2 separate regions of the Homo sapiens genome follow, and region 2 is linked to region 1. The links are chromatin contacts, found by Hi-C in ENCODE. All regions are on one chromosome and are shown on one strand. The core of a region is the stretch at or near the end of the contact, and the rest is flanking DNA. Distances in the headings are between cores, read along the strand shown.

Region 1 (5,512 bases), core at 938-3,437:
TTCTCACTTCACACTTCTGAGGAATGAGATGGGGTAGAAGTAGGGACAAGCATGAAGGGAGGTGTCATGTTTTATCTTTATCTTTTGGCACTGTTTGAACTTTTATTATATAAAATACAACCACATAAACAAATATGTAATTTTTTAATACAGACAAAAAAATGATGGAACATCTATATAATGTTACCAAGACAGCTGCTAGGAATGAGATAGAGCTACTTCCATTAACATGTAAGAAAACTATGACCTATTTTTTTAAGGCAATTTGCAGAGTGGCAGGGAATATAAATCATTGTTGCAAAAAACATCTAAATAGTTCACATATGCAACGTAGTAACTATAAGCCATGCTACTTCTGCACAGAGGATTAAGGAAGGACTTGTAGACACTTGTCTGATTATTTTATGAGTTTGTGTTCACTTATAATCTTTAAATTAATCTTATGTGAATATATTCTTATTAAAAAATCAAATAATATATGTATTGCTTTTATGATTTAAAATACATATTACTGTGGTTTAGAGAAGAAATTGTTTCTTAAAGGACAATTCCTATTTCTTTCTTCAGCCTCAAGAGTCAGAAAGCAAGACAATTAGTATTTTTAAATAAGGAAATGTAAACTAGTTTTCAGTAAAACATAATTTACAACAATAATGATTATGTAATCATGCCTCTATTAATACAGCAACCGTTTAAAATAATGCAAATGCACAATAACCAGGCTGTCTGTTTCCAATTTCCTTGGACTGGATGGCGAGAATCCCACTTTCCTGGACTTTTCCACCCACATTTATGATCCCTCGCAGCGTATAACCACTACGTACCTCTCCAAACCCAACAAACTTTGCAGCCTGCGCAGACAAAGGTTTCTATGTTTCTCTCTCCATTTCTACTTGGCAAACCCCTGCCTGGGGCTGTACTCGGGAGTCACCTTCACTTCCTTGCTAAGTCAGGTGAAGCCTTACCTGACTTTCTCCAGGCTGGGGAAAGAACCCCCACACCCCTCACCCACTCCCCGGCTCCCATTGCCTCTTCTTTCCTCTCCCTACCGTGCTGCCCACTTTGCGCGGTAATTTTTGCTCCAAGGGCCTGCCTCCCAGAGGCTTGGGGTGCAGGGAAAGTGCTCTAAGGGTGGGACTGATTTAGTCTGGACATTCCTGACCGGTAGCACCACGCCCATAATGACCCGAAAATAAATGCCTGCGTAAATTGCTTTGGGAAGCGGTTGGGCAATTTATTAAGAGTAGTGAAAATGTCCCCTTCCTGCTGAAACAGTAAGAATCTTGAAGAAATAATCCTCCCCAAAGGAGAAAACTATATACACGAAGATTTTAGGTTGTGTATTATTTTCATACAGAAAAACTGGACACGGAAGAATATCAAGTAATTGAACGGTTAAGTAAATTACACAGTAACATAATAGAGCATTACTCGGCCATTGAAAAGTATACTTATGAGGATCATAGCACATAGCAAATACTGAAGTGTGGCCTCAAGTAGAAAAGACTGAATACAAAACTACATGTTCACCAGGACTAACATTATGCAAAATAAAGATGCACATTTAAAAAAAAAAAAAAAAAAGACTGAGTCTTTTAGGGGTAGCACGGGGATATTTTTCCTGCTTTCAATTCTATTATTGCTGTTCTAGCCATGCGAACAGTGCACAGAGGTTGGAAGTGGCGTCAAGAGGAGTCTTACCATTGTGTATATGACTGTAAAACTGAGAAAAAGAAGGTAATATCAGCCTGGGGAATGCATTTCTAATGGCGGGACTTCCTGCACCTTGACCTGCCAGTCGGGGTTGTGGCCCGGCAGTGGCATTCCCAGGGGGTCTCAGAACAAAACGACGGCCACAGAGTCCACCTGGACAAAAGGGCAGGGAAGGGGCCCCTCGCCCTTGACCCTTGGGCTCTGCTCCGGCCACCCTGAGCCGAAGGCTGTTTGGGTGAATGCGTGGGGTTTCTCCGGCGATCGATCCCTTTGGACTGGCTTCCCCACTAGCAACCTGCGCGTCCCCACCAGAACCAGCCGGCTGGCCGAGCGAAAGCCCGGTTTCGGGAGACCTTGCGGGGAGAGCAGCTGGCCCTCGCCCACCGGGCCGCGCTTTGTCTAGGGCGCGAGTCCGCCCGTTTCCGGCCCCGCCCCTCGCCCTGGTCCCAGTCCGCCCCTCCCCCTACCCGGCTTCCGCGTCTCCGCTCCCGCGCTGCCGGCTTCCGCGGCTTCCCCCACTTCTCAGCCTGCTTCTCTCTCCCCTCTCCTTCCTTTCCTGTCCTTTCACACTCGCGCCCCAGCCCCCGTCACCATCTACCCCAAGGACTTGCAAACTTCGCCCCTGAGGAGCGGACTCTTCGGTTCTCCGTGGAAAATCAACCAGACCCAAAACAGAGGTCCCGGGTTTGGGGATACCACGCCGCGCGCCTGAGCATCCGGGCTCCATTTCTCCAGGCGACATCTGCGGGAAGGGAGACCTAAAGGCCAAGGCTGGGGACGAGAGGCAGGTGCCTGGAGTAGTGGACGGTGGAAATGGCGACGGCGGCCTGCACCCAGCGATCCCGAAAGTGCCCATGTATCCGTCCATCTGGGTTTTTTTTTTTCTTAGATCATCCACCAAGGCCGGGGTTTCCGAGTGAGGCGCCCACTTCGCATCCCACAGTACCGCCAGGTGTGTTTCCCATGAGCTCTTTAAGAGAGAACCCAAGAGCTCTTTAAGAGAGAACCCAAATAATGTGTGAATACCTTCTCCAATAACTTCAAGTCAGAGGCTCAGACACACACACACACACACACACACACACCCCTAAAACATATTTATTTCGTGGAAGAGCGTGTATCCCTCGGCTGTCCTTCCAGCTCTCCCTTGGTGCGTGTGCAGGACGCACAGAAGGGTGGAGTGTGGGTTGCGATTATTTTTACACAGAAGGTGTCACACTCTGGGATCTGTTCCGCAGGGAGGCCACAGGTGCCAGGAGACGCGGGAGAGACTGGCTCCTGCCAAGAACATTTCTTTGCATTGTTCAGTGCGGTTTTTTATTTTTATTTTTGACTGTTTGTTTGCCTAAGAGATGACTTCCCTTGCCAGAAAAAAAAAAGTGTTGTAAAAATAAAAGGAAACGGGATTACGATGTAAAAGACGAATAGATAAACCCGGTTCCGCAGATCTGCGGCGCGCGCGCCTGGCGACCTCGGATACATTCATTGAAGTTGCCGCGCACTCGTACCCGGGTTCACCTCGCCCCTCGCTCATTCCTCCCGACCAAGGCCCATGGTCAGAGGTGTCCTCGCCCCGCGGCCGTCAGAGGGCGCGGCCTACACTCGAATGCCGGCCGAGCCCTCCACGCGCTCGGAACTTGGGCTTCCCGGTGCAGCCTCCCCGCGATCGCAATGCCCGCTGCCTTTCCCGAGCCCAGTCCGGAACCCGCCTCTCTCGGGGACCTTGACCTCGCGCGGACCTCGTCGCCTTGCTTAGCTCTCCCTGACCTGCTTTTGAACCCGCTAATCCCGTCCCGAACTCTCGCCCCGCGGCAATCCCTCGCCCCGGCCCTGGCGCGCTAATTCCCGCTGACCCCGCCGCCCCGCCGCCTCTCTCCGCTCGCGCGGCTGTGACCAGGATAAGGGCTTCCCGCCTCTGAGTGCAGGTGTGATCTGGAGCTCAGGCAACTACTGCCCCCGCATTGTCCCCAGCCCGCGCTCGCACCCCCAGGACCCAAGCAAAGCGTCTCTTGCCTCAAACATTCTGCCCTTCTCTTGCTTCCTCTTGTTTCCCTAGCATAATTCATGTCTTTCTTTAAGAAACCCATCGGACCCACAAAGATCAAAATCTTCGGTAACACACCAAACTGGCGACGCTGTGGGGAAGCAAGCACTCTCCCAAGTGGCTGGCGCGCAGTGAGGGCGCAGGAAAGGTAAGCAGGAGACCCGCCGCTAGGAGCCAGAGCCAGGCCGGCGAGGCGGGCAGGCAGGAAGAACCGCGGACAGGGCGACTTGATCTCATTTTTAAAACCGGAGAGTGAGATGGGACGAGAGCTTGAGCTTCTAGGGATGGGGCTGAGATTCTGGAGAGACACCTGGTAGTCATTTCTTAATCTTTTGTGCTGCTTAGAATTTTTTCTTAGATGCATGTTTTCCTTTTAAAAGAAAAAGAAAAAAAAGAAAAGGCAGAGCGGGGTGGCTCACACCTGTAATCCCAACAGTTTAGGAGACCAAGGAGGGAGAAGCCCTAGCGGCCAGGAGTTCCAGATCAGCCTGGGCAACATAACGAGACCCTCGTCTCTGCAAAAAAATAAAAAATAAAAAATTAGGCGAGTGTGGTGGTGCCTGCCTGTTGTCCTAGCTACTCAGGAGGTTGAGGCAGGAGGATAGCTTGTGCTTAGGAGTAGAAGGTTGTAGTGAGCCGTGATCGTGTCACTGCAACCAGCATGGGCGACAGAGTGAGACCTTGTCTCTTAAAAAAAAAATAGTAAAAGTCATTATTTTAAAAGTTGATGAAATTAGTTCACACTACACACATTTACAAACACAGGTCACACACACACACAAACACCTCCAAGGCAAGGGTCTGCACATTTGTTTGGGGTTGTTTTGTTTTGTTTTGTAAGCAAACTGAACCCAACACAAAGCACTGTACTCCCCTTCTTGGTGTTTATTACAGGACCATGGAGGCTTAGTAAAAAGCATTTATTTAAGGGGAGTTATTTTCAGAGGCTGTTTTCTAGCCAGGAAAAAAAAAAATCGGATACTTAGACTTATCCCCTGGTATGTGCAACATGTAAACAACCAGGTAGCATGCTTCTCCCACCCCCAAAGATCAAACTCCAGGGTTCCAGCCTTGGCCCTGTATCAGTCTGACTGCCCCTGGAAGGTTGGCCATCTCCAGTGATATAGGCTACATGACCGACTATTCGAGTCTGTTTGGCTCACAGCTGTCCCCTAGTGCCTGGCATATTTTAGGAACTCAATAAACATTTGTTAGATGACAAATATTTCAAAGAATGTGCAACAGCTCCTGGAGAACTGTTTCCAGTAGATATAAATTCCTAGCAGCATCTTGGGGTAAGAGGACGGGCCCCCGAGGCTGCCACCTCTAGAGGGCCTTGGATAGTGGCCAGTGCCTTCCCACACAGGCCCAACAGTCACCCAAAACAGGCTGTCATTCAGCTCCTCACCCTTGCATTTTGAAAGTCCTCTCCCAGGGTCAAGAGATAGAGAATTCCTCTAGCCTGGTCCCACCCAGGCCAGTGGCTCCTAGAGACTCAGTCCCTAGGTAACCCCTCCTATTCACCATGGACAATAGGCCACTCAGCAGACAGGCCTTGGATGCTTGTTGGGACCCACCTGAGCCCGAGAGCAGAGCTTCTGGCTCACATGGTGAAGGGGAAACCAGAGAGAGGGTGACCTAGGAAGAGGTGCCAGAGATGCCTGGCTCCTGATTGCCAAGGTCAGTCTGGAACCCGCTTGCAGGTGACACAGATCACTGATCGCAAATGATTATTGCTTGAGGCAACAGGGCCCT
Region 2 (5,512 bases), core at 1,665-4,164, 1.3 Mb after region 1:
CGGCCGGACTCTCGAAACGGCTGGCGGAGCCGGCCGGGCGCGGGTACCGGAAACCGTGGAGACCTCAGAGGGGCGGGGGCAAGGGCGTCCCGCTCACCTTTGACGTCGGCACTAGTTACCCCACCCCACGTTAACCCTTCTCCTGCCGGGGCAGCACCCGGCGCAAAGGGGAGGGGCGCCACCTGTCTAGCCGCCCCGCCTGCCAGCCCACGAGCGTACCGACTCGGGCTCCAGATCTACCCGCTCCTGCACCCCCGAGGGGACAACTCAGTCCCCCTAGCCCGGGTTGGTCCCCCTCCTCACTTTCCTTTTTTCCACAGAAAACTACTTCCAGCTAAATGTGCACACACGCCAGTACAGCCGAAAAGTGACTCTGCAGAACCCGGAGCCCTAATCACTTTTCCACATGCGCCTCCGGCCCGGCGCGCGACGGGGAACGAGCTGGGAGCGCCCGCGCAGCCAGGAGGGGGGCTGGGCCGCGGGAACGCTGTCCCCCTCCCAGGCTGGAAGGCGGGGATAATTCCCCCTGCCGTGCAGCCCTTCTAGACGGCGTCTACCCCTTTAAGAAAAATCTAGGCGGAGGTGGGGTGCGACAGAAGGGGTGGTGAGGCGAGGGTTTCCCTCCCTCCGTCTGCTATACCCGTCTCCCTCGCTCCGTCTCACTCTCCGTCTTTCCTCTCCTTCTTTTCCTCTGTTTTTCTTTTCTTTCAACACAAAAGTTGGGTTGTGAATTTTCCGAGGTCGCCGCCGCCTCGCCCCCACCCCCCGCCTCTGATCTGCCTAACTATAATTAAAGTGCGTTTTTTGTGGCATTAATAAAGAGTTATTTGTCCGCCGTTTCCACGGTCTTCACAAAGAGTACTTTCATAGGGGCGGCCGCTCGGGCCGCGAGTCCAATTTATACAAAAATGTTGTATTTTTAGCCCTGGGCTCTGTTTAGATGGCGCTCGGTGGAAACGGAGAGCCCTTGGAGGTCCCCCCGTAAAATCTGATAAATGACTCCGAAAAAATAACGCTGGGATTCAGAGGGCTCTCATTAACCCCTTAGGCGCTCCTGTACACGTACCCCCTATTTCCCTCCTCACCTCCAGATCTAGGGCCCCGGGTTGGAGGGATGGGGAGGCTTAGGTTTCCTCCTCCCTAACTTCTGTGCAGGTTGGACGCTGACCCCCAGGGGCTCTTGTGGGATTCGGAGAAAAGGTCATGGGGACCTGAGGGGGGGCAGAGAGGTCAGGAAACGAAGTGGGGGTGGGTGGTGACAGACCGTGGATTCAGCAGACTGGCTCTAAAAGGCGGGAGCCGTTGCCCAAGTTATTTTATTTCCTAAATTCGCGGCCCAAAGCCTAGAGCACCGCTGCAGTTGACACTTTAAGTGTGGTGGCGAGGGAAAGGCTCTGGGGATTTCTTTGCGGGGGGTGGGGGGGTGATACATCCATTGGTTGAAAGGACCCCCACCTCATTGCACGAACAACCCCAAAAAGAGATGGGCCTAATCCGGGACGTGGAAAGACCACAGGGCAGAGGAACTTCGAACCCCCTCCCCGCCCCCGCTCCGCTGTCACTCGTCCCGGGGCAGGGTGAGTGCGTGTGTGCGCGAGCGCGCGGATTGCACGCGTCTGTTAATTTCAAGCCAAGCTTTCGCACCTGTAAACCCACAGGTCGCAGCGCTCACCTTTCGCTTCACCTCTCTAGTGCGGGGATTGTCAGTTTCAGGACATCCCTGCTTCCCCTAACAGAACAAACGCGCGTACACACAAATACACCTCCCGCAGTTACTGCAGAGGCGCTCCGCTCCCCCACCCCAAGAAGAAAACCGGTGTGTATCACATTGCAAAAGCGATTGTCTGGCACTTGATGAGGTGAACTCCAGGTTAATCTCCCCATTACCTACCTGGGTCTGGTCCCTGACGCGCCTCACCCCCGTTATCACCAGCAGAGTGGGGTTGTGCGGCATCTAACAAGCACACACGCACTCTCTCTCTATGGATCCCACACTCACCTCTCCCAAGTTTCCCTCTCCTGCCAAACTGTCCCCACCCAATAAGTAAATAGACCCTTTTCCCCGAAAGCCTAGAGCCCTGGATTCTCATTTTTCCTTGGGTTACCTTCTTCCTCTTCCACCACAAAACAGACACACTCGCGCGGACCGCGGACCAGGGACACTGTACCTGGCGCTGCCGACGGCGCCGCAGGAACACAGTTTTAAATCGGCAATTCAAGCTGCCACCAGCCCCCTCCTCTCCCGACTCAATTTTCGGCTCCCAGCGACACAGCCAACCCCAGAAAGCCGAGGGCGACTGGGGGCTTGCAGCACCGAGGGGAGGCGAAAGCGGCTCAGGACCGGACCCTCCCCCGGGACCGCGCCTCGCTAGGCGCCCCCGGGGCGCTCCACGCCCCCTGCCAGGCCAGCCGCGACCCAGGCAAGTCCATCTTGGGAGCCCCCTCAGGTCCGGGAACCCCTCTTACCAGCCCCCTGAACCTGCGCCGCGGGCGCCAGTGGTCCCGGAACCGCGCTGCCGGCGGGCTGGGGAAGCCCGGGCTGCTGCGGCAGAGAGGAGGGAAGGGGCGGGGCGGGGACCAGTGCCTTCAGGCTCCCGGCGCCCCCTGGCCGGCCCGCCGCTCCGTCTGCCCCGCGCTCGCAGCTAGCGGACCCCGGAGTGCAGCGGAGCGAGCGCGCCCTTACCTGCAGCAGCCAGTGGCCGGTCTCTCCGATGAGCGGGAAGCCCATGGATCCCTTGGGGATGGGCAGCTTGCAGCTCTTGTCGCGAGTGGCGGCCCAGCGCAGCTGCCACAGCTGCTGCGACACGGCCAGCAGCAGCGTCACGGACACCAGGCACGCGGCGAGGGTGGCCAGCGCCGACACCAGATCCAAGCCCTCAAAGAGCATGTTGGCGGCCGCTCGGGGGATTGGCTGTGCCGGCCGCGGCGGGGGAGGGGAGGGCCCGACGGGAGGGGACCGGAGCGGCGGGGGAGGGGAGGCTGCGGCCGGGGGTCCTGGCACCTCCAGCCGAAACAGAGAAGGAGGAAGGGGCCAAGGGAAAGGGAGTGGAGGCTGCGAGGGGAGCGGAGAGAGGGAGGAAAAAAATTGCCTAAAAGAAGAGAGGAAACACGAGGCGACTGGGGTGCAACTTTGTTTGTTTGTTTGTTTGTTTGTTCCTTTATAGCGGGCTTAGGGGCTGCTCAAGGGGTGGTGAGATGAAGCCGTGAGTCAAGCTGGTGGGTTTGCTCTCCCCGCTACCATCACACTCGGAAAACTTTGGAAAACTTTGTCCAGAGGGAGCCTCTCTCTCGTAAGCCCCTTCCCCTGCTCGGAAAAAAAGAAGGGGGCAGAGAGCTAGCAGAGAGAAAGTGCGGTCGATTTGTCAAAAGTATTGCAGTATGGCCCCAAAATTCCTAGGTGAAAAAAAGAAAAAAAGAAAAAATTCCTGAATCCAAAAATTCCAACGAACCCAGAAACTTTGGGGGCGAGGGAGAAAGCTCCCTGGCTGAGGCGAGTGGAGAGGCCGGAGCCTAAAAGTCCCTGGGCTGCCCGGGGCGGCGCGCTCGAGCCCCAGAGCCGCCGCAGCACCCCCGAGGCAGGAGCGGCGGGCGAGGCGGCGAGGCGGGCGCTGCGGCCCGAGCGCGGGTGCGGAGCCGGCGGGCCGCGGCCGGGACGGGACGCAGCCGGCGACAGAGCCCCGGGCGGGCGATGGGGCGGCGGCGGCGGCGGCGGCGGCGGCGGCGGCGGCAGCGGGCGGGAGGGGTGAGGCGGGGTGGGGTTGGGGGAGGAGGTGGAAAACCCGAGCTGGGCTATTGTATCAATTAAGAAAAGGCAGTCCGTCCCGGGACGCGGTCTCTCGGCTCTGGAGTTGCTGCTGGGGGAAGAAATGGGGAAAAAAGAAAGGAAGGCAAAAGGAATGAAAGAGGGGGAAAAGCAGGAGGCAGGATTTCAGGGCTGGTGGTTTTAAAAGCTTCTCTCAATGTGAATTTGAGTCCAAAGCGAGGCGATGCGTGTGTTTATATAGAGGCGGGAGGCTGCGCCGTGGGCGCCCCGCCAGCACCCCCCCGCCCCAACCCGCGCGCTCACAAAGCCGGAGGCGTGGTGAGAGGCCGGGCCCGCGGCCGGAGCTGGAGAGCGCAGCCCGGCCTCCCGCCCCGCCCCGGCCGCCCGCCGCCCGCCGCCCGCAGCCCGCCCGGGACCCACTTGTAGCCGCCGCAGGATCAAACTCAGTTCACCTCTCGCCTCCTCTTCTTTCTCGCCGGCGTCTCGCTGAGCCCAGCGCCTACAGACGGACGAGATGAGACACACGCGCGCGCACCTACGCGCACACACACACAACACACACGCGCACACACACAACACACACACCTCCGCACACACGGTGCGCACTCGCTTAGTGCCTGCTTGGCTTCTAGGCTCCTTCCCTTCCTCTTTTCCTCCTTCCCAGGTCAGCGGTCCCCTCCTCCAGCTCCGAGCAGTCCCTCCTGGGCCGAAGCCCCGGCAGCGGAGGTCCTGGCCGGACTGCCCCCTCGACTGGCAGGCGCCCAAAGCCCTCGAAACTGTGCCTTAGGGTCCCGAGCTTCCAACCCCCGGGATCCCGCTGGCTCTTATCTCCAGGGACCCCTGAGTTACCAGTCCCAATCCCCCTAAGCCAGATCCCCCATTCCCGATCCCTATATCCTCACACCTCCGATGCTAAGGTCCGCCCCCGCCATATGTCTCTTACCCTACGGAACCTGGAGGTTCTCCTGTCCCCGTCAGCGTCCCAGGCTGCTGACTCTGCAGCCCCTCCTTTCCTGCACATTGGGACCCCCCTCCCCTGCTTTTGTAGTCCCCCTCCACCGCCCGCAGCGTCGGGGAACCCCGATACTGGTCCGGCAAGTGTCCTGCGCGGGGACAAACGCGGCGGCCCCGGTACCCAGAGGCGGGAGAAGACGGGCACAAACGTTCATTGATACAAATGAGTAAATAAACATGCTGGGTGAGCACGGCCACCTTCTCAGCGCTGGCAGCAGAGGGCCCGGCGCGCGTGCCTGTGTACGGTGTGCGTGTGGCCCGGGGCCGCACCTGTGTGTTCGCGCGCGTGGCCTTGCGTCGGCCCGACGTCTGAGGAGCGACGTGGTATGTCTGTGGGTTTGTGTATTCTTTGTAGAGCCATGAGTGTGTCTGCGCATCCGTGCATCTGTCATCTGGCCTCTCCTCCTGCGAGCCTGTGTTAACATGGAGCTGCGTACAGCAACCCCGACATTGGTCTAGCTAATGTCTGCCCCTCTCTCTCCCGTGCATCCTGCTTCCCTCAGCCCCCCTTGGCTCTGGCGTTCACTCTCACACTCCCGGAGCCAGAGTCGATATCCCATCTTTAGTTTAGAGTAGTGTGTGTGTCAACGATACTAGACTCCGCTTTTAACACCTTGCCTGCACCCAGTACGAGTTCTGCTTTAGAGTTCACGAGACGAGAATGTGTGTGAGCGTCTAAGGTGCGCACAGATGTGTTGTCCCTCCCTGTGTGAGCGCTTCCGAGGCTGGTGTGGC

What was found. A loop is a pair of places that touch in the nucleus more often than their neighbours do. Pooled maps may share reads with other maps.
Region 2: a pooled map shows a loop between it and region 1 (17-fold over the local background). The contact joins the promoter of CYP26B1 here to the promoter of LINC01143 in region 1. A Hi-C loop is called at or near these places in 1 of 168 maps with a recorded cell type or tissue (naive thymus-derived CD4-positive, alpha-beta T cell), 4 of 37 single-sample maps with no recorded cell type and 6 of 50 pooled maps.

The regions. Positions count from the first base shown.
Region 1 is chr2:70,885,684-70,891,195 of GRCh38, forward strand. LINC01143 (long intergenic non-protein coding RNA 1143) reads left to right here and starts at 2,188. Exons shown (of 4, transcript NR_126384.1): 1 at 2,188-2,497; 2 at 2,603-2,665; 3 at 3,793-3,905; 4 at 4,138-4,301. RefSeq lists an enhancer at 2,045-2,695.
Region 2 is chr2:72,144,948-72,150,459 of GRCh38, forward strand. It overlaps CYP26B1 (cytochrome P450 family 26 subfamily B member 1), which reads right to left and starts at 2,915. Exons shown (of 6, transcript NM_019885.4): 1 at 2,684-2,915. The coding sequence starts at 2,887. RefSeq lists enhancers at 1,591-2,113, 2,303-2,804.